3 separate regions of the Homo sapiens genome follow, and all the other regions are linked to region 1. Evidence: chromatin loops called from intact Hi-C (ENCODE). Cell type or tissue: PC-9. All regions are shown on one strand. Links, peaks and the distances in the headings refer to the core of each region. The heading gives the core; the rest is flanking DNA.

Region 1 (11,059 bases), core at 1,797-9,796:
AGAGAACTAACTTCCTCTGCTTTTCTGGTTCACTTTATGGAAAACTAGTCTTCCAACAGCTTTTGAGTCTAAATATTATTGTTGTGACTCTCCAGGGAGATCTCCGTCACACACCCACACCAATTCCAAATTCCTAAAGAAGAGACTGATTTCCCAGTCTGGGTCAATTGCCCAACCCAGACCCATCAGCGATGGCCACGGCATTAGAAAAGTTCATATTGCACGAAAGGCTATGTAGAGCTCCATAGCTATGACCATGAGGATGGAGGTGTGAGGGGAGAAGTCATTGGAGAAGAGGGAATCACTGTAAACTGGAGCAAAAACTCAATAGGCATTCATTTCATGAGTTGGTTTGGGATGGTGTATTTAACTATGAATGACACCTTAGGACTTTCCACGGCACCATGGAAGTAGATAACTGTACAGTGGTTGCTCTGCTCAGACAGGCTGACCGTTGTAACTCCAGTCACATTTCTTATGAGTGTGATATGTTCTGCTTGTTTTGAGTAACATTAGTAGTAGTCACCTCATCAGAAAGTTATTCACTGAAGTTTTAAAGAGGCCAACTGAAGCAGCAATAGCTTTTGATGGTGAGCTTGAGAAAGAAAAAAATTCTGGGAAAAAAGGTGTGGGATTTCCCTGTTTAATTTAATGCCACAAAAGCCCAATATTAAGGTTCAAATTGAATAAAATTTGTGTCCTCCATGGCCAACCTTGGAGGAAGATTATCCTACAAAGGTCAAATGGCTGGACTTTGTGGATCTGAATCTTGTCTTCTATGATCTCTCCTTTAAGGATCCCCTATGATTTTCTATTGTTACCACCATTCTGTTTGGGATGGGTGAGATCTGCTCAATTTTTAATGCTTCAGCTCAATGATGAACACATGATTTCCCAGAACATTCCAAAATTCAGTGGTGGTAAAGCTGGGACATTCAACAAGACTGTACTAAACATCAAGAGAAATGAGATAATATAGTTTACAAAACACAGTCACCTCTTATGAACATTTGAAACAGTGTGCTTTCCATTTATTTCTATTTTTGTATTTCTGTCCTTGCTTTCACAGTATTGAAGAGTGTAAGGAGCACATGCAGAAGAGCACTGTGGGCTCCCTCCACACTCAAGTTACTAGGCGATGGGGGAGAAAACCTGTCATCAGAGAATGGCCAGGAAGAGTAGCCCTCCCTGTCCCATGTGGTTTCTGCCATTATGTGTGTGTGTTTTAAAATCTCTGTGAAGTTCACTTATATCATCGCACTCATTGTTAATGCTGCTGTAAAAATTTAAAAAGTGGCTTAACACAAATGTATGTATGTATGTATATATTTATTTATTTATTTATTTTTTGAGACAGAGTCTTGCTCTGTTGCCCAGGCTGGAGTGCAGTGGCACAATCTCGGCTCACCACAACCTCTGCCTCCCGGGTTCAATTGATTCTCCTGCCTCAGCCTCCCAAGTAGCTGGGACTACAGGCACACACCACCACGCCCGGCTAATGTTTGTATTTTTAGTAAAGATGGGGTTTCACTGTGTTGGCCAGGCTGGTCTTGAACTCCTGACCTCATGATCTGCCTGCTTTGGCCTCCCAAAGTGCTGAAGGCGTGAGCCACCGTGCCCGGCCTTATTTATTTATTTTTTTTAGAGCTAGGGTCTCACTGTGTTGCCCAGGCTGGACATGAACTCCTGAGCTCAAACAATCCTCCCACCTCCTCAGCTTCTCGAGTAGCTAGAATTACAGATGTGTGCCAGTGCACCTGGCCATCTCAAATGTATTATCTTGGAGTTCTGGAGGTTAGAAATCTGCCACGGGTCTCACTGGGCTAAAATCAAGGTGAGGGCTGTTTTCCTTTCTGGAAGCCCTAGGAGAGAATATGTTTCTTTGCCTTTTTAGCTCCTAAAGGACATCTCCATTCTTTGACTGATGGTCTCTTCTGTCTTCAAAGCTAGCAATGCTGTATCTCTGGGCCCTTCTTCTGTGGTCACATTCCCTCTGACCAGTGGGAAAGGCTCCCAGATTTTGCTAACTCGTGTGATTGGGCCCATCTGGATAACTCAGAAAAAATACCTCATCTCAGGGTCTTTAGTCACATCTGCAAGGTCCCTTTTACCATATAAGGTAACATATTCATAGGTGCTGGGGATTAGGATGAGGACATCTGTGGAGGGCCATTATTCTGCCCACCATGGTTGTGCAAACCACTTTTGAGTGGAAGAAAAGAATTCTATCTGAAACAAAAAATGACTGCAACATCTTCTGCTTTCTAGGAAGGGGATGTAATTCTTCAGGGTAGATTTTTTTTTCTTAATTTTACTTTTCTTAGGAAAACACTATGATGCTCTCGAGGTCTTTTTAGTGGTGAAAGGCAAAGCCTTCCTGGGCTTGGATAAGATGGGACTTGTTTAGAAGGAGAAGCAAATTGTTCCAGATAATAAAGTATCAGGGACTTTGGGAAGCTTCACAGAAACACACACATCCAATATGCATCATGATCCCCGGCCACTCGTCTACATGCTGAAATTAAAGAACTGCTAATTTAGACTCCAGTGAGACTGGAATTCTACAATCCCTCTTTTTTCATGATCTTTTATAGGAGCACTTCTCTTGACCTTCTTACTTTAGGTTGCCCACATGCAATTTTACATCAAGGAAGGCATAAAGTGAGGCCTTTGCCTTAGCTTAGGGTTTACAGAGATTCTTCCTATGCCCTGTTCCAAGGGGAAATCTCCCACCCACTGCCTTGCAGGTTTTGGTCAAATATTAAACACAAACACACAGACTACTGGGGACATGGGGAAGGGGAACATGTTAGTGTATTAGTTACTTCTTTGTAGCTCATAATTTTTGTTTTATGAATCGGGGAACATTTTTCTCTCCCCAACTCCTGTGATCCTACATCTTTATTCATGCAGTTATCCCTCCTTGGAATATCCTCCTTACTTCTACCATCTACCTGAATTCATTCATCTTTTGAAGGTCTGGTTCAGGCCTGGGCTTCTCCCTCTATAGCATCCTCTGTTTGTACAAGAACAAGTGATACACTCCCTTCTTCGAACCATGATTCCTCTTAGCATACCACTTCTCACTTCGTCATCAAAGATTTTTCTCTCAGCATTTTGGGAAGCCAAGGTAGGAGGATAACCTGAGGCCAGGAGTTTGAGACCTGCCTAGGCAACATAGCAAGACCTCATTTCTCCAAAAAACTAACAAAAAAAATTAGCCAGATGTGGTGGCTGGCACCTGCAGTCTCAGCTACTTGGTAGGCTGAAGTGGGAGGATTGCTTGAGCCCAGGAGTTCGAGGCTACAGTGAGCTATGATTGCAACACTCCATTCTAGCCTGGGTGACAGTGAGTCCCTGTCTCAGGAAAAAAAAAAAAAAAAAAAAAAGCAAGGAAAGAAAAAGAAAAAAAGATCCCCCCCATCTTTTTTTTCTTTTTAAGGAGATATTTTGGGGGGGTTTCTGAGTGCCTGAACCATGCCTTATGCATTTAAATTTTCATGGTGCCTGGCACACAGTACATAATAATTGTTGGCTGTAGTAGACAACTCTTATTTTCTTTGCACAGAACATTTTCCTTTGTCTAAAAATAGCGTTCCTGCCATCATGGAGAGGGGAGAAAGACAATAAGCATAAGTATGTAAATAATATTATAGGCCAGGTGCGGTGGCTCACGCCTGTAAGCCCAACACTTTGGGAGGCCGAGGCAGGCAGATTGCCTGCGGTCAGGAGTTCGAGATCAGCCTCACCAACATGGTGAAACCCCGTCTCTGCTAAAAATGCAAAAATTAGCCGTGGGTGGTGGCAGGCGCCTGTAATCCCAGCTACTCAGGAGGCTGAGGTGGGAGAATCGCTTGAAAACAGGAGGCGGAGGTTGCAGTGAGCCAAAATTGTGCCATTGCACTCCAGTCTAGGTGACAGAGCGAGACTCCATCTCAAAAAAAAAAAAAAAAAAAAATTAAAAAAAGGATATGATAGAAAGCAATGTGTGAATAGAGAAAAAACTAGCATGAAGCAGGATAAGAAGAACTGTGAGTGCCAGGGGAGGGAAACAGGCTGCGATTTTAAATGGGATGGTCAGGGTAGGCCTTGCTGAGAAAGTGAAATCTGGGCAAGGACTTGAGTGAGGTAAGGAAGAGAATCCTGTGGCTATCTCAGGGAAGGATGTTCCAGGCACAGAGAACAGCCTGCCCAATAGCTGGAGTAAGAATGGGCTTTGGTATCCTTAAAGTGGAGCAAGGTGAGCAAGTGGGTGAGAAGTAGGAGATGAAGTCAACAAGTCATTAGGTGGCCAAGATCACCAAGAGCTTTGAAGGCCTCATAAGGCCTTCCCCTAACTCCTGTCCAACCAGGTGGTTTCAGAGGAGTCTCCCTGTCTGAAGTGGTCCTTCCTCGCTTTTATCCAATTGTGTGGCTCCCCATCAGTCACCATTATTTAGTCCAGGGGTGGATAGAGGACTCTGTCTATTCCAAGCAGAGTTCTTCCATAAAAGTGTAAATCTGAAAATGGAAGGAAAGAGTCAGGATCTGTTCCAGATACTGCAGATGGGCTCTCTCAGCTCCATTACAATCTCTTGTAACATGACTGCAAATTACAGGAAGGAAAGTTAAAGAACAAGGCTTAGTCAGTTCAGGCTGCTGTGACAACTGGGTGACTTAGATGACAAACATCTCTTTCTCATCATTCTGGAGGCCAGAATTCTGAGATCAGGGTGCCAGCATGGTTGGGTTCTGATGAGGGTCTTTTCTGGGTTGCAGACTGCTAACTTCTCTTTGTTTCCTCACTTGGTGGAAAGAGGGCCAGCTAGCTCTCTGGCCTCTTCTTATAAGAGCACTAATCCCATTCATGAGGGTTCCACCCTCATGACCTAATTCCCTCCCAAAGACTCCACCTCCTAATACCATCACACTGAGGATTAGATTTCAACATATGAATTTGGTGAGGACACAAACATTCAGCCTATAATGAAACACATCACCCAGATTCTTTAATAGCTTGGTTTTTCTGATAACTTAATTGACCCCAGTCAATGCCCTTGAGAGATCGGGAAGGCAGAATTTCACATTGTGGGCTGTTTTGGGGCAAGTATGATACACAGACTTTTTTTTTTTTCTGTGACAGGTGCAGCTGAAGTCCCAGTGGTTGGTTCTTAGCTTTGTGGGTATCAAGAAGCAGAACATAGGCCATCCATTTCACTTGCACAGAGAGCAGCAGAGGCTTTCTGACTGTGGCAGGAAACTGCACTATTGTTCTGGAAGTCAGTCCAGGAATCTCAGCCTAATTCCTGCATCTCCAGCTCTCCCAGTGATTTTGCAAACACCTAATTGTAGAGTGGTGGAGGGAGCAGGAATCACTTGGTAAAGCATGACCCCTGGGTGTATGCTTTCTGCGTGAACTTGCAGGAGAGGTGGCTGTTTTCTGCAATGATTTAGCCCCTTACTGCAACATGAAATATGGGAGCTTTCAGTGTTTATGTTTCCTACTATGTGGAAATGCTCATTTGCAGAGAGACTGACTGAAATCAACACAGACTGAAGCATAAGGAAAGAAAGAGGAAGAGTTGAAGACCAAGTTTAGGCTATCACTACCCATGAGGCCCCATAACACACATTCCTCTCTCATCATTTTGTTATCCAACCTACCTTTGATTTTGAGATACTCCAACATCTTTACTATGAATTCTTTTTTTTTTTTTTAGACAGGGTCTCACTCTGTTGCCCAAGCTGGAGTGCAATGGTGCGATCTCGGCTCACTGCAACCCTCTACCTCCCAGGTTCAAATGATTCTCTTATCTCAGCCTCCCGAGTAGCTGGGATTACAGGCGCCCACCACCATGCCCAGCTAATTTATGTATTTTTAGTAGAAACGGGGTCTCACCATATTGGCCAAGCTGGTTTCGAACTCCTGACCTCAAATGATTCACCCACCTCTGCCTCCCAAAGTGCTGGGATTACAGGCATGAGCCACTGTGCCCTGCCAAATTCATTCTTTTATTTAAGTTCATTCAAGATGGATTTCTGTCATTAGCAAATCAACAGTTGAATTGAATTGTGGTGAAGAGTACCCTGATATTATTACTGGGTTATTACTTCTAAATCATTAGTTTATTAATTGTGTGTATTCGTCTCTTTCCTCTCCAATTTATGGTTACTTATTTTGATTGTGTAGAGTTTGAAGTAAGAAGGTCAAACTTAAGACGAAAGGTTAGGTGTGCTGTGATTCGCAGCCACAGCTTCGTCCTAACACACTGCCGGAAAATCACCTCAAATTAAGGGGCCTGCTGTTGGCAGGGTAGAAATCTATTTTTAAGAAGTAGAAGTAGCATATAAATGAAACACATATGGGTCATGAAGCAAACTTCTCCAGCTAAAACGGTGATGCCTACCTACAAGAATGCAGCTCTCTATCACGTGGAGGCAGTGCGCTGGTGACAGTGACAGCAGTTTCAAAAGTAGAAAGACAAGCCCCTTTTTCACTTAAACCCAACCGAGTCACAAACAATCCAAACGCCAGACCCATCCTGCCCCAACGTGTGACCTAACTGAAATTTCTAGCAAAATGTTTTTGTAGCCACCTAACTAGCAACTGTAAACTAGCACCCCCTAAGCCTTTCTCGTTTCCGCCACTGGGTGGCAGCCAGCTGCCAGGTGTCAGATCAGTGAGGAGACAATTTTCTTGGTAGGGGGAGAGTGCGGTCATCCCACGTGCCCTATTTGGGAGTGATCCCTCACTCATACCCCTTGCTGAAAGCATACACTTGGTGGTCTTGTTTGACCACAGAATCCCTTCCCCCTCTGTTACTCCTGGTCCTCAAATCCCTTGATCAGCCCCTGGAGCAGCCAATCATTGACTAGTCAGGGTCCCACCAGATTCGTTCTCCAGAAAGTAAAGTGAGAAAGGGGTGACCTAGTTGGTAGTGAAAGCTGGAGTTCAAAGATCTCATGGACCAAAAAGCAGAAGCAACGAAAGAAAGAAAGAAAGAAAGAAAGAAAGAAAGAAAGAAAGAAAGAAAGAAAGAAAGAATAAAGACTTCATCAAAATCAAAAACTTTTGTGTGTCAAAAGACACAATCAAGAAATTAAAAAGAACCCACAGAATGGGAGAAAATATTTGTAAATAATATATCCGATAAGGGCCTAGTATCCAGAATGTATAAAGAATTTTACAACTCAATAACAAAAAGACAAACAATCCAGTTTTAATCTTGGACAAAGGATCTGAATCGACATTTATCCAGAGAAGATAGGCAAATAACCAAGAAGCCCATGGAAAGATGCTCAACATCACTAGCCACTAGGGAAATCAAAATCACTACTTTATTCCCAATAAGAAGGCTATATATATATATTTTTTAAGTGAGTGTTAGTGAGGATGGGGAGAAATGAAATTTTCATATATTTCTGGAATGTAAAATGGTACAGCCACTGTAGAAAACAGTTTGGCAGTTCCTCAAAAAGTTAAAAAATATGAAAAAAAAAATTACCAAATATGACCCAGCAATTCTACTCCTAGAAATATACTCAAGAGAGTTGAAAATATCTGCTCACACATACGTTCATATATAAAAGTTCCCAGCAGCATTGTTCACAGCAGCCAAAAGACAGGGTTAACAACTCAGATGCCCACTGACTGATGACTGGATAAGCAGAGTGAAGTGAATCTATACAAGGGTTTTGGGCATAAACCTAGGAGTGGGATTGCTGGGTCATATGATATTCTATGTTTGACTTTTTGAAGAACTGCTAAACTATTTCTGGAAACTAACTTTTACCTGCTTCTTCTACTGCTTGAGGTACTGGATGGATGATAAAGAATATGAAATCAGCAGTCAATATTTGTGGCCATGTACTCTACAGTTTCACAGAGCTGTTTTCTTTCTTTTTTCCTTTTTCTTTTCTTTTTTTTTTTTTTTGGTACAGAGTTTCGCTCTTGTTTCCCAGGCTGGAGTGCAATGGTGCAATCTCGGCTCACTGTAACCTCCACCTCCCAGGTTCAAGTGATTCTCCTGCCTCAGCCTCCCTAGTAGCTGGGATTACAGGCATCTGCCACCACGCCTGGCTAATTTTTTGTATTTTTAGTAGAGTTGGGGTTTCACCATGTTGGCCAGGCTAGTCTCGAACTCCTGACCTCAGGTGATCCACCCACCTCGGCCTCCCAAAGTGCTGGGATTATAGGCACGAGCCCCTGTGCTGGGACACAGAGCTGTTTTTATCAGATAAGCTTTTACTGAGCGCTTACTGTGTGCCAGGTACTCTCCTAGGACCCAAGGACAAAAAGATTAGTAAGACAGTCCCTGTCTCTTCAGGACTTATAGTCCCAGGGTGGGGTATGGAACTGGACTGATTTAAATGGACAGAGAAGTGCGAGAGGCAGGGAGGTGGTTTATGCCTGGAGAGACTTCTACTCTAGTGGGGAGAGAGACTGAAATACACCCCCCACCGCCGACCTCCGACACACCCCAAACACAGGAATCATGTTGAAACAAGGATGGATTTTGATATAAATGAGGGTTTTTTGTTGTCGTTGTTGTTGTCTTTTGAGGCAGAGTTTCACTCTTGTTGCCCAGGCTGGAGTGCAATGGCGTGATCTCAGCTCACTCCAACCTCTGCCTCCCGGGTTCAAGCGATTCTCCTGCCTCAGCCTCCTGAGTAGCTGGGATTACAGGTGCCCACCACCACACCTAGCTAGTTTTTGTATTTTTAGTAGAGACGGGGTCTCTATTTGAGACCCCGAGGTCAGGCTTGTCTCGAACTCCTGACCTTAGGCGAGCCACCCACCTCGGCCTCCCAAAGTGCTGGGATTACAGGCGTGAGCCACCACACCCGGCAAATCATGGGTCTTAAGCCAAGTTTTGTTTGATGTAAAAAGAGGTGAGAATTCCAAAGATGAAGAGGCCCTCATTGTGTGGAGAGACAGATGCTGGGCTACAGCTCAGGGCACTGCAGTGTTCATGCCAGCTTGACCACTAGCTGACTGTGTGAGTATCTGTATTTCTCTGGGCCTCAGTTTCACCGATTTCAAAGGTAGAGAAGTGGTGTAGATAATCTCTGTGGCCCTTTGAGGTTTGTACAAGTTGCTTTTCCTACCATGGAGTAACATGGAATTGGGAGGGAAGAGAACCATAAAGCTTCTTCAGATGTTTTATAGGCTTTTTCTTGTGGAGGTTGTAGGACTGAAGGGATGTTCATGTACGTGGCTGGGGCAGGGGAAGGGGGATGAAACTTCACATATACCATCAACATTTGACTAAATGATCCAGTTTCTGCCACCCACTGCCCAGGTATGACATGTTTGTGCCTAAGACTGAGACAGAGGCCATGGAAACAAGGGCGTAGGGGGATCATATTAGGGAAATACAGCATTTGGAGAGAATAATTCATCATACTTATTGTAGTGTTCATAGAGGCAAAGCAGGGAGCAGAAGATGAACATGTCCTTAAGTGGCTGGAGCTCAGAGCCGACTCTGATCACAGGGTGTTGCCTCCACCTTTCCACTCCTTCAGTTTTGCCAGACTCACCTTCTCTCCCTGCATCACCTCTCAGCGTCCAGTCATTCTTTATTCTCTTAGTCTTTCAGTCCTTTTCTGACTCACCTAACATCCTATCAATTCTGAACACCAAGCCAGTCATGGCCCTGCTCCCACCAGCCCGCAAATGGGTGGCCTCTTGGCCTTCCCACCCTGTCTTTCACATCAGTGAGAACTCATCGGATTCCTCCATCCCTGACGTAGGTTACCTCATCCTTCTTTTTTGAACCCTATTTCTTGGAAAATTCTGTGTCTTCTTTTTATCTCAGCCCAAATCCCTGTAGTCATGGCTAGTTCCTGACACCTGCTCCTTTAACAATCCTGTATATCTTGCAACTTTGTCTCTCTTTATTGACATTTTCCAAATGATACATTTTCCCAAGTCTCTTTTTATTAAAAATAAAACAAACAAAAATGACTTTTTTTGGCTTGGGTTTAATAAACAGAGTAATGGTAATTTTAAAAAATGAATAAATTTAGTATTTTAACCCAGTCTCATGGTTGTTGTTGCAACTTGGTGAAACAGAACTTTGGATCTGGTTATGGAATGGAAGGACATATTTTGAATAGGAACCCCAACTCATATGGGCTTCATATTAAGAGGAACTGAAAATCCAAAGGAAGGCCGGCCAAAGGGAACCCTTGGTTTTATAGCTCAATGATGTTATCAAGAACCTGATTGCTTTCATTTTTTTGTTTCCCCTTCCATGGTGTCGACTTCATCTAAAACGAAATTTTCTTGTGGTCCTAAGATGGCTACAAGCAGCTCTATGGGCTTCCTGTTCTCCTCAGAGGCAAGAGAAGCTCCCTCCCAACATCCCCAGCAGGAGTCCTGAGGTTTTCTCTAAGTAGTCTGACTGAAGTTATGCGCTCACTGCTGAACTAATCACTGTGGTTATGGAGCAAATGTCATGGTTGCCATAATCTCGGCCACATGCTCTACTGCCAGAGCTGGAGTGCAGTTTAGGTCCCTGAAACTACATGGTTCCCCTAAACTAAGTCAGAGGGTTTGTCCTTTACTCATGTACTTCCAGGACCTGAAGGTTGGTTTGGACCCCACTTACTGACACATCTCTAGATCCATGTCTAGCTGGTGCTCTAAGCTTTCTCAGCCCCAGCCCTCCCACTCAACTTGAACACTAGATATTAACAAAGTGCCAGGTGGAAAACTCCAGAATTGTGCATGGCAGCATGTGTGCAGAGATGAAAAGACACAGAGAAGTGAGGAGGGGTGAGGACTGTTTGGTCCTATAATAGTGATGCGGTGATATCATGACTTTAAACTCTCCAAACATCTGCTGGGAGGCTCCTACTGCTAAAAGTGGAACAGCTGATTAGAGGACAAAGGGAATCGAGCTTCCACTTAATTCTGACCAAAAGGAAAGGCCAGTTGGTGAAACAGAAGGTATGGGAAGCATGGGAGGAAATGACTGATTCACCTTGGAATTTGTAATAGCAGAGAAACGGACAAATGGGCATGTTCAGACACATCCATTGGATTTTTTTTTTTTTTTTTTTAGTCTAAGAAAGG
Region 2 (11,059 bases), core at 2,034-10,033, 49 kb after region 1:
GTGGTCTTGAGTAAGTCCCTCAACCTCCCCAGCTTTAGCCTCCTTGTCTATAAATAGATTCTTACCCCTGCACTGCTTCTCAATTATAGCTGCTATTTCTTTAGCTTCTGGCCTATGCTTTTGAGACAGAGTCTCACTCTGTCGCCTACGCTGGAGTGCAGTGGCGTGATCTCGGCTCACTGCAACCTCTGCCTTCCAGGTTCAAGTGATTCTTCTGCCTCAGCTTCCCAAGTAGCTGGCACTACAGGCATGAGCCACCATGCCCAGCTAATTTTTATATATTTTTTAGTTGAGATGGGTTTCACTATATGTTGGCCAGGCTGGTCTTGAACTCCTGACCTCAGGTGATCCACCGACCTTGGCCTCCCAAACTGCTGGGATTACAAACGTGAGCCACTGCACCCAGCCTAACATAAATTTCTTAAATAAGCAGCCAATAGAGTCTTTTCAGGCCAGTGTCAAAACTGAACCATGCAAGATTTTCTTCAATATTGTAAGGAGGTTTTAGTAATAGGGAAAAGAAGATGTGGGATTAATTTCTTCCATGCCAGCAAAGCATGCTTTTTTCAAATCCCTGTTTCTTCATGGCTTCCAAGGTATCTGCAAGTCTTTCTTCTACATACACCTCTCTGACTCATATGGCCAAGTGGAAATTGCATACTTTACAAAAGAGTTACCCAAACCTGGGTTGGAAACTCAGCTCAACAACTGACACACGTGTGTGCCAAGCAAGTTAGTTAACTTCTATATCTCCTGACAATGGAGGTGATAAAACCTAAAACCTACCTCTTGGGAAAGGTAAAGAGTTAATATATGTAATGTGCTAACACCAAGTAGAACCATATGTAGCTGGTGTGTGTGTGTTTGTGTAGCTACATGAATGAAATGCATTGATGGGGTTCAGGACATGTTACTCAAAAATATGGCAGCTTGGCATTTGGAAAAACAGCAGAAGCAGGAAGATCACTCTCACTTTCCCTTATTCTACTCCCCTAAAGCAGGTCATAAAACCTTCATTCCAGAGGTGCTCCCCTATACCCACAGGAAAGGAATGTCCTTGCCTCTAGAGACACAGAGGCACAGAGAAGAATCTGAACAAACAGGCCTTGCTAAGATCCTCCCAGTTTATTACCATTAGATCATACACTCTTTGTCCAAACATACTTTGCCACAGCTATCCACTTCTTCATTAAACTTAGCATAAAAATACATAGGTTTCCCTGTTTCTTTGGGTCTTAAGCCTCCTATATCATGTAAAACTTAAATACACTTGTATGGTTTTCTCTTGTTTCTACCTTTTGTTATAGGGGCCTCAGCCATAAACCCAGAAATTAGTGAGGAAAGACATCTTTCCTCCCCAACAGTAACCTTGTGTCTATATGGCTTTACATAATGCTGTCACTTCAGTTCTTCTCATTTTGATGAGGATATTTGATATAAGCATCTTTTTCTAATTGCAGGGACAACTTGGACTTTTATACTGATCCTCATGGTACAAATGGAGTTGTCCAGTTAAAAAAATAATTCCTAAAAGTGGCCTTTTGTTCAGACGTTGTAGTGTTACTGGTTTTGTTTTGATTGTGTGTGTGTGTATGTATGTATGTGTGTGTGTGTGTATCTCCTAATCTTTTAGTTCTTTCCATTGCCACAGTTTGTCTCCTGCAAGCCTCTACGAGAAGTGGTCCTGGTGGCTGTCCAGTTGGGCAGTTGATGGAGCTGCTCCAACTCCCTGATTTCAGAGTTTCCACTGGCCTCTCCACCATGCTCCTTCAAATATGTCCTTAGCTAGTTTAGTACTACATGGACTGCTTGCTCTAGCAAATACGTCTGAATGATTTCTTTTGCAAGAAAATTATATAAGATACTTTTTTTCCCCACAGGAAAACAGCCCCCTGGTGTCTGATGGTTAAAAATGTTATCCTAGATCTATCAATGAGTAAATTCTCTGTAAGTGAATGAAGCCTTAGGGGGAGAAGGGATATTCACTCTTCAAGGGCACCACTGAATTACTTTCTCATAAATTTGAGAGTCCTAAAAGCATTTTTTTCTTCGCATCCTGAGAGCATTTGAACTTGTTTCAAAAATGCATGCCATAAAAATTAAACGACAAAGGTATCAGATGTGGGTAAGAATTCAGAACAAGAGGAAAAAGCAGCCTTATATCGTTGCTATTGTCATGTGGCCAGTTTGTTCCCAAGCTTCTCAGTGGTCAAAATAGAGAGAGAAACTCTCTGTTTTAAGAGTTATAGTGTCATAAATGCAAACGAACTTTTTCTCAAGCCAAGAGGGAATTCTATGTGACCTTTCTCCTAAGGAAAGCCATTACAATAACTCTTAAAGTCCTAGTTTGACCCAAATTTCTGGACAACTCAAAACCCTAGAGACATTTTGTCACTTAGCTTGGGCCTAGGGAAAAAGTGTAGCAGCGTTTATGTACACACAGACCGAATGAGACTATAATCTCTAATCCCCTATGCTTGGGCGTCTGAGTGATGTGAGCCTGCCCTGGCTTTTCCATGTGGCAGCATTATGTAATGTGGTATAATTGCAAACAGTACAAATGTGATTTTAGGTCATTTTATTTTTTTTGAGACGTAGTTTCACTCGTCTCGCCCAGGCTGGAGTGCAATGGTGTGATCTCGGCTCACTGCAACCTCCACCTCCCGGGTTCAAGAGATTCTTGTGCCTCAGCTTCCTGAGTAGCTGGGATTACAGGCACCTTGCCACCAAGCCCAGCTAATTTTCGTATTTTTAGCAGAGATGGGGTTTCACCATGTTGGCCAGGCTGGTCTCAAACTCCTGACCTCAGGTGATCCCCCAATCTTGGCCTCCCAAGGTGTTGGGATTACAGGTGTGAGCTACCATGCCTGGCAGATTTTAGATCATTTAACTGAAGGGAAAGTTGTAATAGGTTGGTGCAAAAGTAATTGTGGGTTTTGCCATTGCTTTTAATTGCAAAAACCGCAATTACTTTGGCATCCACATAATATTTATCCTTCAAGGGTGTGCCAAAGTATCTCTGTCCTGTGAAGTTCTGGGGCATTTCAGAAATCCCTGGCGTAACCCCTAACAGAGTAGCAGAGATCTCCTATGGCCTCTGCATTGATATGTCTCAATGAAAGCAGTGCAGTGATTCACTTTCATGTCTGCTCCTCAGCTAGCCTGTGAGAGTCCTGAGGGGAGGCTGCCTCTTCTCTTCCATCATTGAATGCTGGCACCCAGCTTGGTGCCTTCTACCATGAACATGAAGCAGAAGAATGAAGATGATGTGCTAGTCAGTTCTAAGTGCTTTACATGGTTTTTCTTATTTAGTCCTTCTAATAGCTGTATGAGGTAGTTACTCTTATTATCCCTATTTTACAGATGAAGAAGCCATGGCCCAAAGAGTAATTTCCCTCTTTACCGGAAGTAAATGTTAGAAGAGAGAATTTAAGGCCATTCTCTCAACCAATACACTAGAATGAAGACCGAGTCTGAATTTTTAAGGAGGCAAGCCAGTCTCGGGCTTGGGAGGCTCTAAACGTGCCAGTGGGTTGTGTCACAGGAAAAGAGTAAAATCTTGTGTGTATTGAGATGCTTCTGTTTGAATTCTCTCTTATTCTCACAGTCCCAGGAATGAGGTCCCTCTCTTATGGCCAACAAGCATTATCTTCAGAAGCCGTGGGGTATTTGTAGGGGCAAGCATGGCTGAGCAAACTGAGCAGCTTTATAGATCTTTATTTCTTAAAGATTCTTTATTTCTTAAAGCGATATCATTTTAAAATTTAGTAATAAAGCTAAATAGGTGTGTGGATGGCACTGCATTAACTTATTGGAAGCTACCAGATAGAAAAATAGAGGCAATAATCTTTGCATCTAATTTCTCCTAAATGTTTACTCTCTCTGAAAGCAAAGTACCATTTACAATTTTGTGTTAATTCACTCTAAACTCAGCAGATTCTTAAGTGGTCTGACATCTTTAAATAGTTTTCTGGGGGAAAGAATGAACCAGTTGAACTAATCTAATGTTGTCATTTGCTCTAACATTTTGACAAATAACCCCTGTGCTGAAAGAGAACTATGTTCTTTTGATACGCTTCACGTATTTTTTTCCAAGGGCATCCCAAATGGGTTGACTGCAAATATTTCTACTAATGAGATGGTCTTGAAATATTACTGCTGTGTTATAGGCATAAATAGTGAGTTTCATTAGGTTTCTTGAGTCCCACTTGGATGGCATAGTAAATCTCAGAATAACTGTGCATGGTAAATAGATGAAGAGCTTTTTGGATATAATTAATTTGTTCTAACATACCTACTAGCTATCTTAACATTGCAGTTCTAACTCAGTCTCAAGCTACTTTAAGTACATAAAACAATTTAGAACTGTTACAGGGATTCTTCATGAGCCCAAAGGGTTACTACCTTAAAAAAAAAACTCTCCAGTTTGAGAGAGACATGAAGGTATCAATTAAATTCTTCCTTTACTTCACTAATATTCACTGTAATTTAGTTATCATCTCAGCTCTAACACCTGTCACCTAAAGTGCTATCACGCAGCATATTCACAATAAATCTAACTGAATCAAATCCTTCATGTTCTGTCCTAAATGATAGATTGTACTTTGTCAGTTCTTGGATGATTGTTCATTTAGGTGTAAATCCTGATGAACTCAAAGTTTTATGTGTAAATGTGTATTGGCACTGAGGTAGAAAGAGGGGTTTTTTGAAGTGTTAAGAATTCTCTTCTTCCTCAGGTACACTGATTATTCTTAGGTTTGGTTATTTAACGTAATCCCAGACTTCTTGGAGGCTTTGTTCATATTTTCTTATTCTTTTTTCCTTGTTTTTGTTGGATTGGGTTAATTTGAAGACTTTGTCTTTGAGCTCTGAATTTCTTTCATCTGCTTGTTCAATTCTATTGCTGAGACTTCCCAAAGCATTTCGCATTTCTAAAAGTGTGTCCAAAGTTTCCTGAATTTTTTATTGTTTTTTCTTTAAGCTATCTATTTCCATGAATATTTCTCCCTTCACTTCTTGTATCATTTTTTGGATTTCCTTGCATTGGGCTTCATCTTTCTCTGGTCCCTCCCTGATTAGCTTACTAACTTCCTGAATTCTTTTTCAGGTAAATCAGGGATTATTCTTGGCTTGGATCCATTGCTGGTGAACTAGTGTGATTTTGGGGGGGTATTGAAGAGCCTTGTTTTGTCACATTACCTGGGTTGGTTTTCTGGTTCCTTCTCATTTGGGTAGGCTCTGTCAGAGGGAAGGTCTAAGGCTGAAGGCTATTGTTCAGGTTCTTTTGTCTACAGGATGTTCCCTTGATGTAGTACTCTTCCCCTTTTCCTATGGATGTGACTTCCTGTGAGCTGAACTGCAGTGATTGCTGTCTCTCTTCTGGGTCTAGCCACCCAGTGAGTCTACCTGGCTCCAGGCTGGTACTGGGGGTTGTCGGCACAGAGTCCTATGATGTGAACCGTCTGTGGGTCTCTCAGCCATGAATACCAGCCTCTGTTCTGGTGGAGGTGGCAGAGGGTGCAATGGACTCCATGAGGGTCCTTACCTTTGCTGGTTTAATGCTCTATTTTTGTGCTGGTTGGCCTCCTGCCAGGAGGTGGTGCTTTCCAAAATCATCAGCTGTAGTAGTGTGGATAGGGACCCGCGGTGGGCATATCTGAGCTCAGACTCTCCCTGGGCGGTTCTTGCTGAGCCTGCTGTGGCAGATGGGGGTGAGATTTCCAGGTCCCTGGACTTGTGTACCTAGGAGGATTATGGCTGCCTCTGCTGAGTCATGCAGGTTATCAGGGAAATGGGGAAAAGCTGGCAGTCACAGGCCTCATCCAGCTCCCACACAAACCTCACTTTCACCATGCTCCCTGCAACAGCCCAGAGTCCAGGTAGAGGGCAATGGGCTTGAAAATTTGCCCGAGGCTATCCACCTCCCAGCTGCAAAAGAAAAGGACTTGGTTCTTCCCCGGCCTGTGAAGTCTGCACACTTGATTCGCACCCTCCTCCGAGGGCTTTTCCAGTGTTAAGGACCACATCATAGTTTCTCATTATTTTTCTGGGATTATATGGTTTTTGTGCTTCTGATTTATACCAGGAAGTGCCTTGGGCACCTGGAAGAAATCACTGAATTCTACTAAATTTTTCATTTGCTTATAAGGGCATCCTTTGCCCAAATAATTTTTTAATGCTAATTGGGCTATGCTCTTGGGAGTTGTTAAATCATCCAAGCTTATAGCAAAAATAAGAAGTTGGCTAACATGTATTGAATGTTTATTATGTGTTAGGCCTTCACTAAGTGCTTTATATACATTATCTCACTTCATTCTAGGAGACTGTGATTGTCACCATCTCTCATTGACAGAAGAAACTGAGGTTCAGTGAGGTTAAAGAACTGCTAAGTGGCGCAGCTGAGATTCGAACCCAGGCAGTCTGACGCCAAACCTTGCACTCTTGAAGCTATAATAACTTTACACCCAGTCAGCACCCCTCCCAGCAGGCTGGCCCAGAGCCAGTCAAGCTGAATGGACAAAGACTTGTTAATCATGAGAATTAATCATGTATTTCTCAGAGGAACAGACTGGGCATTCAGATGTCTCTTTGTTTTCTCTCTTTTCATTTTTGGAGTGACACCGTTGAAAGATATTTGGAACTCTTGAATGAAAAACACTTGGAACTTAAGCTTACTTTTTAGGAAAAAATAAAATCAGGGTATTTCCTTTCCATCACTACCATTCCAGTTCCTTTGGTCTGGAGTTTCCCTATGCATTCATTACTCAGAGCAGTTACTTTGAATTTGTCAGCACATTACAATGCAGTTATGCTCAAGAAATACGGCAGTTTTCCCCCACCACAAAGGCTGGATTTGTTTTGGTTTGTCATCAGTGTAAAACAAATTTCCCTTCAACAGGGTAATATAATAAAAAGCCACATAACTACAAAAGAAGATATAGTAAGTTAGACCTAGTCAGCACTATAATTCTTTCTTTCTAATTAATATTTCTGAAGTATCTGTAGCTGAAACAAGAAAGATAAATCACTAATATGACCCCAAAGTCTAAACAAAAGCTTATTGCCTTGGAGTATATTCATTTATTTTTGAAGCACATGTCAGATTTTAAAGGATGACCCTGTAAAAATATTTTAACTACTTAAAACATTAGCTGCAAAGCTGCCATTCTATCATCTTAAGTTAAATGCTGAATTAAACTAGAATTGCTTGTTGCCTTGTCTTTCCTGTAATGAAATTCATTAATGATGGTGTATTTATAGTTTATCTCGAAAAGGTTATCTTCTTTTGTATATTGCCCTCTTTTAATTAACTAAGGATGCTTGAAAAATAATTGAAGCCTAAAAGTCTTTCAGATAGATTTATTATTTTCCTGTTAAAGTAACAAGGTCACTTTTATTTAAAGGATCAAGTTAGCTTGCTTTACCTGCAAAGCAATCTGTAAATCATGCATTTGAGAGGTTCTTAGGAAGATACCTTTGAATTCAGGGTTGCAATTTAGTTGCGCTAAGATGAAGAAGATTGGGAAACAAAAACGGGAGTCTAGAGGTCTGGAAGACTGGCCCTCTTGCCCATTTGCTGAGTTATTTCCTCTCCTGAACATCAGATACCAATAAGTCACCAGGACAAGAGGCAAGATACGTAGGGTGGAGTTGCAGTGCAGCTGGGAATCAATGTGTTTGGACTTTTGAAAGCCGTAACATAGAACACTCTAACAGTTGTAAATAAAGTTCTAATTTTATTATTTGGATATTTTGTGTGCATCAATTGGACATTTGGTGATTCTTGCTCAACATATTGTTTTATAGATAGTCTATGTATTTGAAAGGAACAAAATGTCTGCCCTGGCTTTCTGCATACCATAATTTGCTTGACAGTGGTGAATTTGATGAATTTCCCAATACCTTGGTGAGGAAGCTATCATTTTCGTTGTAGAACCAGGGAAGCTAAAGAGCAGAGAGCTTAAGCGATTTGCTCAAGGTCAGTTGGAGATCAGGGAATATTTGGCTCCAAACTTCCTGTGCTAATTATTATTCAGTTGCTCTCTCTCTGATTTTTGCCCTTATTAATAACTGGTTTTTCTTTTTTTAGAATTGAAGAAAATAAATCTAAAAACCTTTCTAAAAGAAAACTAATTTTTGATATTTTTGTAGTCGATAAGCCCATTCGGCTATTCTTGATTCCAGGTTTCTTTTTTTTTTCTTTTCTTTTCTTTTTTTTTTTTTTTTGACAGGGTCTTGCTCTATTGCCCAGGCTGGAGTGCAATGGCATGATCTCAGCTCACTGCAACCTCTGCCTCCTGGGTTCAAGTGAGTCTCCTGCCTCAGCCTCCTGGGTAGCTGGGATTACAGGCACATGCCACCACACCCGGCTAATATTGATTTTTAGTAGAGATGGGTTTTCATCATGTTGGCCAGGCTGGTCTGGAACTCCTGACCTCAGGTGATCCGCCCTCCTCGGCCTCCCAAAGTGCTGGGATTACAGGTGTGAGACTCTGGCCGATTCCAGGTTTCCTAAATCTTTTTTTATTGCACTGAAATGGGGAGGCTTGAACATAGATGACTGTTATTCTAATGCCCAGACTTTCAATATGCTGTGCTGACCTTTGGTTGCAAGACTGTCTCTATGTTATCTGAATTCTTTGGGGTTCTACTCTCAACATTCAATTCTCATAACTCTGGTATAACCTGCCCCTTGCTGTGCAGTAGATCTTACACAAAAGATCTAATAAAAATCATTTTTTATTTTCTTTTTTCTTCTATCTCCCATCTAGAAAAACACCAAAGTACAGGGGTAATGAAATAAATTATCTGGTCAATTTCCATTTCATTTTGATTTCCAAAATTATTAATTAATTATATTTTTTATTGTGGTAAAATGTACATAATGTAAAATTTATCACTTTAGCTATTTTTAAGTGTACAATTCAGTGACATTAAGCTCATTCATATTGTTGTACAATCATCACCACTATGTATCTCTGCAAATTTTTTATCTTCCCAGACGAAATTTTTGTACCCATTAAACAATAATTCTCCATCCCCTTTAACCCTCGCCTATTCTACTTTTGTCTTTATAAATGTGATGGTGGGTACTTTATATATGTGGAAGCATGCAATATTTGCCCTTTTGCATCTAACTTATTTCACTTAGCATGATGTTTTCAAAGTTCATCCGTTTGTAGCATGTATCAGAATTTCACTGCTTTTTGAGGCTGAAAAATACTTCATTTTATGTATATACCATATGTATTAGTCAGGGTTCTCCAGAAAAACAGAACCAATAGGATATATATAGGAGGAGATTTATTATAAGGAATTGGTTCACACGATTATGGAGGCTGAGAAATCTCACAATCTGCTGTTTGCAAGCTGGAGCCCAGGAAAGCCAATGGTGAGCTTCAGTCCAAGTCTGAAGGCCTGGGAACCAGAGCAGCCGATGGCATAAATTTCAGTCTGGGTCTGAAGGCCTGAGAATCAGAAACACTGAGGGCAGGAAAAGATGGATGTCTGTGCTCTAGCAATCAGGTAAGAAGGGCCAAATTCTTCCTTTCTCTACATTTCTGTTCTATTCAGGCCCTCAATAAATTGGATGATGCCCACCCACATTGGGGAGGGCAAACTGCTGTCCTAAATTCCCTGATTCAATGCTAGTTTCATCTGCAAACAACTACACAGACACACCAGGGAATAGCGTTTAGTTAAATATCTGGGCATCCTGTGATCAGTCAAGTTGACACATAAAATTAACCATCACAACACATTTTAATTATTTATTCATCTATTGATAAACATCTATTGATTCCACCTTTTGACTATTGTGAATAAGGCTGCTATGAAAATTGATGGACAAATACCTGTTTGAGTCCTTGTGTTAGTCTGCCCTTACATGGCTAATAAAGACATACCCGAGACTGGGTAATTTAAAAATGAAAGAGGTTTAATTGACTCACAGTTCAGCATGGCTGGGGAAGCCTCAGGAAACTCACAATCATTGCAGAAAGGGAAGCAAACGTGTCCTTCTTCACATGTTGGCAGCAAGGAGAAATGCCTGGCAAAAGGGAGAAAAGCCCCATATAAAACCATCAGATCTCATGAGAACTCATTCACGACCATGAGAACAGCATGAGGATAACTGCCTCCCACTAGGTCACTCCTATGACATGTGAGGATGATGGGAAGTACAATTTAAGATGAGATTTTGGTGGGGAGACAGCCAAACCATATCATTCTGCCCCGGCCCTTCCCAAATCTCATGTCCTCACTTATCAAAACGTAATCATACCCTTCCAACAGTCCCCCAAAGTCTTAACCCATTCCAGCATTAACTCAAAAGTCCGAGTCCAAAGTCTCATCTGAGACAAGGTAAGTCCCTTCCACCTATGAGCCTGTAAAATCAAAAGCAAGTTAGTTACTTCCTTGATACAATGGGGGTACAGGCATCGGGTAAATACACCCATTCCAAATTGGAGAAATTGGCCAAAACAACAGGGTTACAGGCCCCATGAAAGTCTGAAATCCAATAGAGCAGTCATTAAATTTTAAAGTTCCAAAATGATCTCTTTAACTCCAAGTCTTACGTGCAAGACACACTGATGCAAGAGGTGGGCTCCCATGGCCTTGGGCAGCTCCGCCCCTGTGGCTTTGCAGGGTAATGCCCACTTCCCTGCTGCTTTCATGGCTGGCATTAAGTGTCTGTGGCTTTTCCAGGTACATGGTACAAGCTGTCGGTAGATCTACCATTCTGGGGTCTGGAGAACAGTGGCTCTCTTCTCACAACTCCCCTAGGCAGTGCCCCACTGGGGATTCTGTGTGGGGGCTCTAACCTCACATTTCCCTTCCACACTGTCCTAGCAGAGATTCTCCATGAGGGCTCTGACCCTACAGCAAACTTCTGCCTGGACGTCCCAGAATTTTCATACATCCTCTGAAATCTAGGTGGAGGTTCCCAAACCTCAATTCTTGTCTTCTGCACACTTTCAGGACCAACACTACATGGAAGTTGCCAAGGCTTGGGGCTTGCATCCTCTGAAGCAACAGCCTGAGCTGTCTGTTGGCCCCT
Region 3 (11,059 bases), core at 2,024-10,023, 84 kb after region 1:
TTTTCCATGGTAGGAGTCAGGGTTTGAGAAATCGCCTAATACAGAAAAAGGTTGGATGGCTTTTGTACCCAGGAGTGAGTGATAGCATCTGAGGCAGGCAGGTGGGCTACAGGGTTGGGCATCATGAAGGGGTGGGGTGGGGGCATGGTAGAATGTCCCGAAATCACGTGTAAATACATGTGTGTTTGTCTCTCTGATACCCTTTCCTTCACCCAAACTTGTCCCTTCTCTTTTAAGGACACTCTCAGCTCCTTGGCCATCTGCGTTTCAGTTCTGCACTCAGTCATGTGCCAGTTATTATTAACAGTGATGAATCCTGCCTGCTATTTCTTGAGGCTCAGCTAGAGCCACAAATCTGGCAAGGATCCCAGGTTCCTGGGAGAGGAGAACCAGTCTTCTTCCTGCAGACTACAGCTCCTTTCCTGATTTTGGAGGGCTGATTCAGCATCCCACCCTGGCATCACAAAGTTCATAAGGCCAGGGACGAGTTATGCTCATCTGCATGGGGCTACTTGGTCCTGCATTATGTCTGCAGGTTGTTCTTAGAGCTCTCTAAGCAGAAGTACAATCCCCACATTGTATGGGGGCTGGAAATCGGCACAAGTCAGGGATGTTCCTTGACACCCTCTGGGAGAGATGGTCGACCCCAGAAATGTGACCTAGTTACACTTGCAGTATCACATGCCATTTCCCGCTGCTGCCCTGGCTGTGACTGCTCTCAGGTTGAGCATGGCTGTGCTGTGCTGTGCCTGAGGGCAGCCTTGCTTCTGCCTTGCTTCCTGGGAACCCAGATCCTAGAGCTGGGCCTTGGAGGTCATCCAGTGCTGCCTCCTCCTACACAGACCAAGTCAGGCAGCCCTTGGACATTGCCTCAGCTCCTTGGCTCTCCACCAGTTCTTTTTCCTCCAGCATTGGAGGAAACATCCCTGTCTCCACTCTGGGTTCTAAACTCTGAAACTTTGTTGTGTTGGAAACTCTTCATCAGAGAGCTAATTATATTTCAGACATGTGGAAGAACTCAGATTCCAAAGATGCAGTGTTTGGGGCCAAACAAAGCCACAAAACACTACATTTTATGCCATACCATGTAACATGTATTCACTCTTTCAGATGTATAGGGATCCCACCCGTCTGTGATCTTCAGCGTGTAGAAAAGAGCCTGGCACATAGCAGGTGCTCGATATATATTTGTTGAATGAAAGAACCTGTTGAATGACTGTATTAGATCACAAACATATCCTTAAGTGTTTTCCTACGTGCTCCTGGTTCATTCTGCCCCTTCAAAGGTAGTTCCTTATCATGAAGAACGGCTTAAGCCTCGTGGTTAGTATAAGCTCTGGAGCTGGGTGACTTGGATTAGAATCCAGGCTCTGCTCTTTCAAGCTGTGTGGGCTTGGGAAAGTCATTTATCCTCTCTATGTCTCAGTTTCCTTGGCTATAAAATTGAGATAGTAAAAGTACCTATCACATGAGATTGTTGTGAAGACTATATACATTAATACGTTTAACACAGAGTGAGCACTTTATACATGTAACCTGATGTTATTCTTACTATTACTTGATGTGTCTTTTATCAACATCATAAACTTTATAAATAAACATTAGTTTTTCTAACTCAGACAGCTTTCCAAAACAGCTTTTGGGGACCTAAGGAGAGTGTGGTTTTCTTTTGCTTATAGTTATGCCATCTACTCTTCATTCCAACCAGAGAAAGAACCTTACTTTTCTTATTTGGCTCTAGTTTAAGCACTGGTAAGCCTTATCTCACTTTTGTGTGGCTGAACAAGGTGTGGATATAAAGTAATAACACTGAGTTTCATACTTAGTGTGTAGTCTATCCCAGCAGATGATACATTTTTCTCTATAAATTATTGGTTGTTGTCAAGAATGCTTTGCTTTCTGCTTCATTATTCTCCCACCCCAGCCTGCTAGTGCCTCAGCATCAATTGGCTCCATTAGTGATGGTGCTGGTGCCTTCTATGATCTCTCATCTCCTAAGTTCTTGGACAAGATCCTAACCCTTGGCCTTCCTGTCAATCAGTCTGGGTGCTTGAGTTCTCTTGCCTGACCCCTCCACTTGAGATTTAACCCAACTGGGGTGGTAATATCTGCCTGCTAAGCCTCTACTGGCTTCTGTGGATGTAAGCTGTGTCTGGGCAGCCTCCTCCTTATGAAGGCCAACACCCCATCTGGTTTCCTCCCTACTCAAATTAGAGTTGCTGAATGGGAAGTGGCTACCCAAATCCTGGCCTGATCCCTAATAAGACACCTAGGGATTTTTAGGATGTTTCCCATACCATAATTGCAGAAGTCAGCTAATATGTGGGGAGGAAAAAAATAATTTTTGTCAGAGGACTTTATGCTTTTGTTGCCATCTTCAAATCTTTTAGCCTATAGTTACCATGTTTTGGTAACTTGTATCTTGGGGTGTAATATTCATTTAAATATTTTGGTTCTTAAAATAACAGAACCTCTTTGGTAGATCACCCCAGCATCAGTCTTACTTCTATATCTTTTCAAACTATTAGGTTTTGAAGAAGTTGAGTGAAATCCATTTATGTTAGTAGAGGTGATGGGTATCCCAATAAGTAGAGCTAGCAGGTAGTTAAACTTGTCTTGGGTATCCTTGTTGGTCAACCCTGATTTTTGTGTCTAACAACTATCCCAGCACTCTCCTTCAATTTTTCTTATGCTTTTCTTAACCAACTAAATCATATAAATGTAGTTATGCATTCAGGTCTAGGTTCTTGGAGTGTTTGATTACATATCCATCTATTTATATCTATTTACCTATCTAGATAGATAGAGATAGATAGATAGATAGATAGATAGATAGATAGATAGACAGACAGATAGATAGATATAGTTTCACCTACAGAATGGTTCTCAGCCCTGGCTGGAAATTAAAACAGGTAAAAAAAAATTTTTTTAAAGCTATATCCAGGTCTTACTCCAAGAGGTTCTGATTTATTTGTCCAGAAATGGGACCAGACTTGGCATCATTAAAAAACAACACACACTAACAGACTCCCTAGGTGATTGTGATATGTGTCCATGGTTGAGGAATGTGTATTGGAATGGCTTTCAACTCCCCAGCTTCTCCAGATGTAAGAAAGAAGAAATGCCCTCGTCTTAAGTATCTTTTGATGATTAGCAATTACCCACAGGCTAATGTGCAAAATGCCTTGTTTGGCATTCAAGGCCCTTCACAGTTTGCTCCAAATTACATTTCTCCTCTTCCTTCCCATTAATCTCTAATGTGCTGTTCATTCAACATGCCCTTTACTTACTTGCTTCTTGTTTTATTTGCAAAGTTCTCTTTACCTGTATAATGCTGCTTTTCTATTCTCCTGTCCCATGCTCATCTATTTAGGTTCCACCTATGCTTTAAGGTCCAGCTTTTTCTTAAAACATTCCATAACTTTTCCAGATGAAAACCCTCCCTTCCCATGGCTCTCTGCACTTTCCACTGTGTAAGTCTTCTTATTGGCATCTCCTGATAAGAGTCCCCACCCTGTCACCTCATCAGACTGTTATGTCTCTGAGAACAGGAATCACATCCTCCTTACAATGCCTGATAATATGTGGCATCAACAAACACTTTGAATTTAACCAATCTGTAAAGCCATTGTTGAGATTGATGGAAAAAAAATAAAAAATCCTTAACATTTTTTTCCTGTAGTAAAAGAGGTTGTGTTTAGTAATCCTTCCTACCATGGGACTTCAAAGAGTTTGAAGGCTTATGCTGTAATTTCCAAATATAACAGCAAAGCAGTATTACAGCTTGTCTCACCAGTACATGGCCTGTTTCATCCCTAATTTGCCAATGGACAAAAAGCTCTTGGATTATTTACCCATCAGGGATGCCTAAGTCCCTTGACTCTCTGCCATCACAAACAACCACAATGCAACCTTGAGAGTGGCACTGCTGGGGCTGGAAAGTATTTTTTGGCAAGGGATGACCAGACTTTGAACTAGCTATGGAGAGCGGGTGTTTCTGAGGTACTCAGGTGTGAGATGTCCATAGCACCCACCTTGATGGTTAAAAGCACATAAGGATATTTGTCTGCTCTGGGAAGAAGTTCTTATATATGGTTATGACAAATGGAGAAAGCAGAGGATCAGGTTTGCAAGTCAGATCTTCCAGGATATTTGCTTTCTCTACTTTGTGAGAAATTTGCATGTGTTTTATGGGATTCTGAGGCTAAGAATAAGATAATAAAACAAGTGGTATCATTACCATAATTTCATTGCATCATGAATAAATAATATGTTTTACAGAAAACCCTACTGCAGACTATTCATACTGTGAACAAGCATCTAAGTGTCTACTATCCATCATGTTCTATGTTAGTAGTTGGAGGACATAGTACATGAGTACACACTCCATAGGGTTCACAGTCATGGTCCCTGCCCTTGGTGGCGGCCCTAGGCCAATAGAGGACACAAAAACCCACAATTGTGGTAGAAGGTAAAAGGAATTGTGTGCTAGTCAAGGCTTTTCATTTGATCAAGCAGTGAAGGAGGTATTGGAAGGTTGTCAGTTAGCTCTCAGAATCAACAGGAAGTATAGAGAGCAATATTTGGGCAAGAGTAATACAGAGATGCAAGGTGTAGGCAAGATACTTCTGGAAGAGGCATTTGTGTGACTTTATCACTGGACATTTGTTACTTCACTGCTGGACCTGCCTGTTCATTCAGGAGCTGTGAGGAGGCTCAATTTGAGGGAGATAGAATTGCCAATGGGGAGGCTAATTAGGAGGCTACCCATGTATCTAAGGAAGAGATTATGAGGGCCTGAATTAGGGCAGGGGTGTTAGGTGTGAAAGGCAAGCAGTAAATAAAGCAACTTAAAGGGGATTAAGTTGGTAGGGCTTGAGTACTGATTGATAGGAGTAATGAGTCAGAGGAAGAGTGACTCTGAAATTTCTAGTTTGGGCAGCTGTTTGGTTGATGGTGCCAACAGTTGGGAGAGTTCCAAGAGGAACTTCATGCTTAGGGTAGAAAAAGATATGATCAGTTCTGAGCTGCCTGGGACACATCCAAGTGGAGACTTCGAGCAGGGCATTGATGTAAGAATCTAAAGATCAGGTATAGTCTGGGCAGGAGTATGGGAACCTTTAGCAGAAAGGTAGTAGTTAAAATTACGAGCAGAGATGATATCACCCAAGGAGAATGGATAAAGTAATAACAGCAGGAGGCTAAGAAAAGATGCCTTGAGCTCACATTTAAGGATTAGGTATAGGAAGGAGATGGGGACATGAAAGAAACAGGAAGAACCGGGCATGTATGAGAAGAATTAGGAAAGTGGAAGATTGTAGAAGCAAAGGAGTTAGGATTTTCAAAAGGAGGACGTGATCAGTGGGGCCCCATGCAGTAGGGTGGAACAAATGGGAAATGTCAATAGTTGGTAAAGACTTCTCAGCAAAAAAAGTTTAGATGTGAGAAGAAAGGGGTTCAACCATACCTACAAAGAAACTTTGAGATGAAAGTTTTATTTTTTTTTTCGTTTTGTTTTGTTTTAGGAAGGGGGGACTTGAGCTTGTTTCTATAGTAAGGGGAAGGGACCAGCAAAGAAAGAAGATTGAAAAGAGGGGGGCTTCCTTGCTAGCTCTGGATTAGATCCAAGTTCCACTTTGATGATTCAGAAACCCTAAGAGCCTGGGAATTCCTTTGTACCCGTATAATTCCAAGTACCCTCCACTGAGTGGCTTGTGGGCACTGGAGTGTCGACTTCAAATGTGTGAAATTTTATTTCTACTGTAAATACAGGGGAGGTGGGAGCTTGGGCTGAATCTGTGGTAATTATGATGTGCCCTGGAACTTACTCATTGAAAAACAAAAACAAGGCCAGGCATAGTAGCTCATCCCTGTAATCCCAGCATTTTGGGAGGCTGAGGTGGGCGACTATCACCTTAAGGCCAGGAGTTCAAGACCACTCCTGGAGACTTAGCGAGACCCTGTCTCTTTAAAAAAACAAAACAACACAAAAACAAGTCTTTTATAAGCTGCAGGAGAATGTTTTAGGTCTATGGGAATGTTACTGTATAATATATTCTATTTCTGTTATAGAAGTAGTTCCGAGTGAGAAGTACACAGTGAAACTTAATGAGATAGTTATGCAATAGCTTCCTATGCAGCCCAGGTCTGTGATCTATAGGTAGCATTTAATAGTGCCTGACAAGCACATTTACTTTCATCATCTTTAACTTTCACAACAATCTTGAAGGTGGTTATTATCAGTATTTTACAGATGAGAAACTGTGAGACACAGAGAGATTAGGATAACGTGCCCAAAGCAACTCAGTTGGAGAGTGGGAGAGTGGGGATGTCAAGCCAAGCTCACCTGGCTTGAACTTCAAGTGGTCCTAATTCACTTGGAGTTGGATGATGCTTTTGTTATTCCAGAGGTCAACACCAAGGAAGTCAGACTTGCAAGTTGTACGCTTCTCTGCAGAAGGTGGGGAACCTCTGCCTCCATCATCAGTGTTGATGATGTCCCAACATTACAACTCCTTCCCTGAGTTCTAGGCCCCACCTACAACTAGTGTGTCTCCCGGGCAGTGGTGAGCCTTTGGAAGGCATCAAGTAGAGACAGAGAAATGTAGTTTTTACTAATTTCTTTTCCATAACAGATTAGAGTTTGCTCTTGGAACCATTTGAAGGATTCTCTTCTCAATCCTCAGCATAATCTTGGAAGAGAACTTCAGGGAAATTTTATAGCTTGACCTAAAATACTTTGGCAGTCTTAAGGAGTATTCCTAAACTTCAAGTTCATCTATTCCTACTGTGAAAGAATTAAAAGAGTACACAAATAAATGTGCTTTTGCAAGCTGGTTGCCCTTCTAGATAAGAATTTTGGTACTTCTTCATTCTATTACTCTTAATAGAATGGCAATGTTTCTATACAGTCCTGTGATATATAACTTTGCTAGATGCTTAGAGAAATTTCCATTCCTTATTTGAAAAACTTTTGCCTCACTGCCAAGGAGAGCTGAAGTGTTATTTGGGGCTATGCTTATAAAGAGGATGACTTTAATATGCTTTTGCTTCAGTGAGGAGCTGACTCCTTCGTTTACCAATATTTTATGACCAAAACAATCTATCCAAAACTACAACTCAGGAAGTTTTCTAAGTGTCTACAGATTTCTTCTATTTCTTTGACTTTATTAAAAGTGAATAATAGGGTAGACTGTTGGAGAATTTTCTCGTGAAGTATGTTTTGATCCTATATTAGCCAACTTTAAAGTATAAGCTTTATGGAAAGAAACTCTGGTTTTCCATTACAAATCCTGAAAATTGGCAACAGCCATCTGAAATCCCACTGTTGTTTCTAAAAATCTTTTTTCTTTTTCATAAATTCTGGTGAGGAAAATGTGAGTTAAACTTTAGTATCTTTGTTGTCAACTTATGTTGTCAATATAAAATATTTAAACTACTTATACATGGTTCTGTACTGAATATTGTATAATACAAGATAAGTGATGTTGGGGATAACACATCTGAAGATGCATTGTATTGGCACGCGGCGTGATTCATTTTCTCTTGGGCTTGTGGACTAGGACTTATAGTACTTGCTTTAAAGCAGGGGTCCCAACCCCCAGGCCACAGATCGGTACCGGTCTACTAGAAGCCCAGCCACACAGCAGGATTGAGCAGCAGGCAGGCAAGCGAGGCTTCATCTGTATTTACAGCCACTCCCCATCACTTGCATTACCTCCTGAGCTCCACCTCCTACCAGATCAGCAGCGGCATTAGATTCTCATAGGAATGGGAACCCTACGTAATTTGCACATGTAAAGGATCTAGGTTGCGTGCTCCTTATGAGAATCTAATGCCTGATGATCTGTCACTGCCTCCCATCGCCCCTAGATGCAACTTTCTAGTTGCAGAAAAACAAGCTCAGGGCACCCACTGATTCTACATTATGGTGAATTGTATAATCATTACATTATGTATTGCAATGAATAATAGTAGAAATAAAGTGCACAATAAATGTAATGTGGTTGAATCATCCTGAAAGCATCTTCCCACCCCCTGGTTTGTGGGAAAATTGTCTCCCACAAACCAGTCCCTGGTGCCAAAAAGTTTGGGGACTGTTGCTTTAAAGAGTATTGAATTCAAAAGAAAATTCTGCTAACTGTTAGAAATCAATCCCAGGTTTTTACACCATCCCCTATTAAAGAACATATCAATAATTACCAATGATGTCTTAATTTCTGTCATGATCAAGTTTGATCCAAGTGGCCCTCTTGCCTATCAAGTACGCTATTATGCAGCTTTTGAGAGAGGATGAGGGTGACCTATGTGTGTAACAGCTTAAAGCAGACAGCTCAGTTGCCTCAGAATATTCCTCAAGCTTCTTGTCTCTCCACAAACTCAGCTACTCACAATAAAAACTGCTAGAAGATGAAAAGGGTGCAAAATGGTTTATATTTTTAATTAACCCCTTTAATTTGTCAAGATGGTTATTAGGAAGTCATTCGTACTTTGGGGAGCATATTCCTGTCATAAAATAAGTTTGGACACATTTATGAGCGATCTCTTGCTGAGCACAATATTAGCCTAGTAGTCTAAGAATTCTTAGAAAATTAATTGGTCTTGGAGAAATAGATAATATTTGCCATTATTTCCATCCTAATGTGCAGTGAATCATAGTCATGCACAAAAGGCACCGGATTTTAGACTCAAGTGATTTAAAGACTTTTCCTTGGAGACGTTGACAAAGGAAAAAGCCTGGAGAGAGACCATCTGAGATTTCATTTCATTCTCCTTTAAGTTTCCATCACAAACCACCAGGTGTGCTGCAGAAGGACTTGCCATCCAGGTGCCCTCAGCTGGGAGCTAAGGGTGATGCCTGGAATGTTTTATTTCAGTATTTGAAAGTAGATACCTTGATAATCGTTTAAAAATTTTTATCCTTAGATTTCATTTGAGTTGCTAAAAATAAGCTCAAAGACCAAAGTGACATTTGCAAGCATTTGTAGAGCACTGAGTGGGCATGTTGGCATTGAACTTGAAGATTCAATAGGAATATGAATAATGACAATTATTTTATTGAACAATTATTGAGCAATTATCACCAAACACTGTGCTGAGTGCAGGACATGCATCATCTTATTTAATTCTTATAATCCCCCTATGAAGAAAATGTTCTTTACAGATGAAGAAATTGGGATTTAGAATTTTTTTAACATTCCCAAAATCATAGAGCAAGTTATTGGTGGAGCCTGGATTTTAACCTAGGTTTATCTCCGAAGACTAAGAACATAACCATTCTGCTTTGTCACCTCTCTGTTTACATCCTCTCTTGACATGGGGTCTCAAAGGGTCCTTGTGATAGAAATAATAATAGTTATAAAAATAGATAACCCATATGGAGTGGTTTCTTTTGGGTATATATTGTTCTCCGTGTTTTTTATTATTAATTAGTTTAACCCTCCCAAGGGCCTGGTGAGGGTGGGTCATTTTTTATCCCCATTTTACGGTTGAGACAGGTGAGGCAGACAGAAGCCTGCAGGTCTTCAAGATCCTAGGCAGCAGGGCTATATTTTGTAACAGATTTCCTGGCTCCTGCCTGCCTTCTGTGAGGGATACAGCAATTGCAACGTTCATTTATTTTCTGCTGCACTTTGAGGCAAGAAACTTTTCTACTTGAGTTCTGATGTGAGTGACTAAGAGAAGCATGTAGAAACATTAGTTCTTCTAGGTTCTCCCATACACAGGGAGAATTGAATTCGTATTTGAGGAAATGAGTTCTAACTTGGGAAAATTTGAAATCCATCATTTTCTTTAGAAATGGCACAGTGCCCTGGAACAACAAGAATTTTCTGCCTGGTTCCAAGTTCCAAATGAGATTAACTTGAGAACTCCTGTGAGAGTCTCACACTCAGAGGATCCCCACGACTGACCTACATTCTCTGGACAAATTCCAGTAGAACTATGTTTCTTGATCATCTTGATGGACTTGTTTTGAAAATGAGTGAAGTATCCTTATACAAAGAAAAATGAAAATGTAATATTTGCCTGCTTGGGTTTTGCAAAAAGGCATATGAACTCAAACGGGTAGCGAGGTGAAGCAGGAAACACCACAGAAGCCTGAGAAGAGGGAAAATCCTTCAACCGTGGGATAAAGGCAGAGGAGTGAGATCAGTCTTCTGTCTTTCCATCCTGTAGTGGGCAATGTCTCTTGACCCATGGCATACGAGCATGCGTCTCTCATTTAATTCTTACAACCCAGTGACGAAGGTACCCCTTACAAATGAAGAAACTAGGGTTTAGATAGTTTGTTTTAACATTTCCAAAGTTCATGCTATGGGACATGAACATGTGCATTAGGAAGCCACAGGAGAATAATGACCTGTGTTCTATTATCCTTCGTGTTAAGCTCTTCTTTCATGACCCCCTCCCCTCTTTCCTCCTCCCGCTGGCTCTTGGTTCTTTATGACTTGCTTTCCCAAGCCTAGAACAAGTTCTTTCCTCATTCATTCAGGTAATCTAGTGCCATTATCACAAAACCAACGCCATGTTCCACAGTTCAAAGACAGTTTCAATAAAGTACAGGTAGAGAGAAAGCTTCTGCTACAACATTCAGTTCTTTTTGGCCTCAATCCTTGAAAATAGATTTCTTCATCGTTTTTTCCAGAGACAGTGTAATGGCTGATGGCTATGTTAGGATCTATTAGAGGCTAAGGGGCTGAGATCAAAGGCTATGTTCTTGTGAAGCCTACACTGCCACACCCAAATACCCAATTCATGAGCTCCCTTGACTGGAGGCTCAGTACACTTGATTCACTGATGAATTAAATAGGTAAGGGTGTGCACTAGTGTCATTTCCTATGCATGTCTGGAACCCTCTTCCTTCAGACCTTCACACAACATTCTGTGTCTCTTCATTCAAGCCTTGGTTGAAATGTTAGCTTCTCTCCTGAGCTAAGATCGACCTTAAGTTCAACCTTCCTCACAGTCACCTGATTGTAATTCTTTCACTAGGACATTGGCTCTCTGATATTTTTCTTGTGGATTTAATTATTTGTTCATTGTCTATCAACCCTGCTGA

Evidence for each region. Hi-C counts contacts between places; a loop is a spot of excess contacts. Peaks named below come from ENCODE experiments on the same cell type or tissue, not always from the same donor. Only the 100,000 strongest peaks of a DNase experiment are listed, where the experiment ranks them.
Region 2: a loop joins it to region 1, with 2.7 times the contacts of the local background. A loop is called at or near these places in 4 of 110 quality-filtered maps.
Region 3: it touches region 1 in a loop (5-fold over the local background); 23 of 110 quality-filtered maps call a loop at or near these places.

Annotation. Positions count from the first base shown.
Region 1 is chr9:69,965,466-69,976,524 of GRCh38, forward strand. No RefSeq gene overlaps it. Among named protein-coding and RNA genes, the nearest start is that of MAMDC2, 73 kb to the right of the region's middle. In PC-9, for the core only: CTCF peaks have their summits at 6,638 (motif pointing right) and 6,839; no DNase peak of the experiment used is centred there.
Region 2 is chr9:70,014,635-70,025,693 of GRCh38, forward strand. No RefSeq gene overlaps it. Among named protein-coding and RNA genes, the nearest start is that of MAMDC2, 24 kb to the right of the region's middle. In PC-9, for the core only: no CTCF peak of the experiment used is centred there; a DNase peak (open chromatin) is centred at 6,667; H3K27ac peaks cover 1,052 bases.
Region 3 is chr9:70,049,083-70,060,141 of GRCh38, forward strand. The region is part of intron 2 of MAMDC2 (MAM domain containing 2); the gene reads left to right. Among named protein-coding and RNA genes, the nearest start is that of MAMDC2, 11 kb to the left of the region's middle. In PC-9, for the core only: no CTCF peak of the experiment used is centred there; DNase peaks (open chromatin) are centred at 5,059 and 5,679; H3K4me3 peaks cover 711 bases; H3K27ac peaks cover 2,532 bases.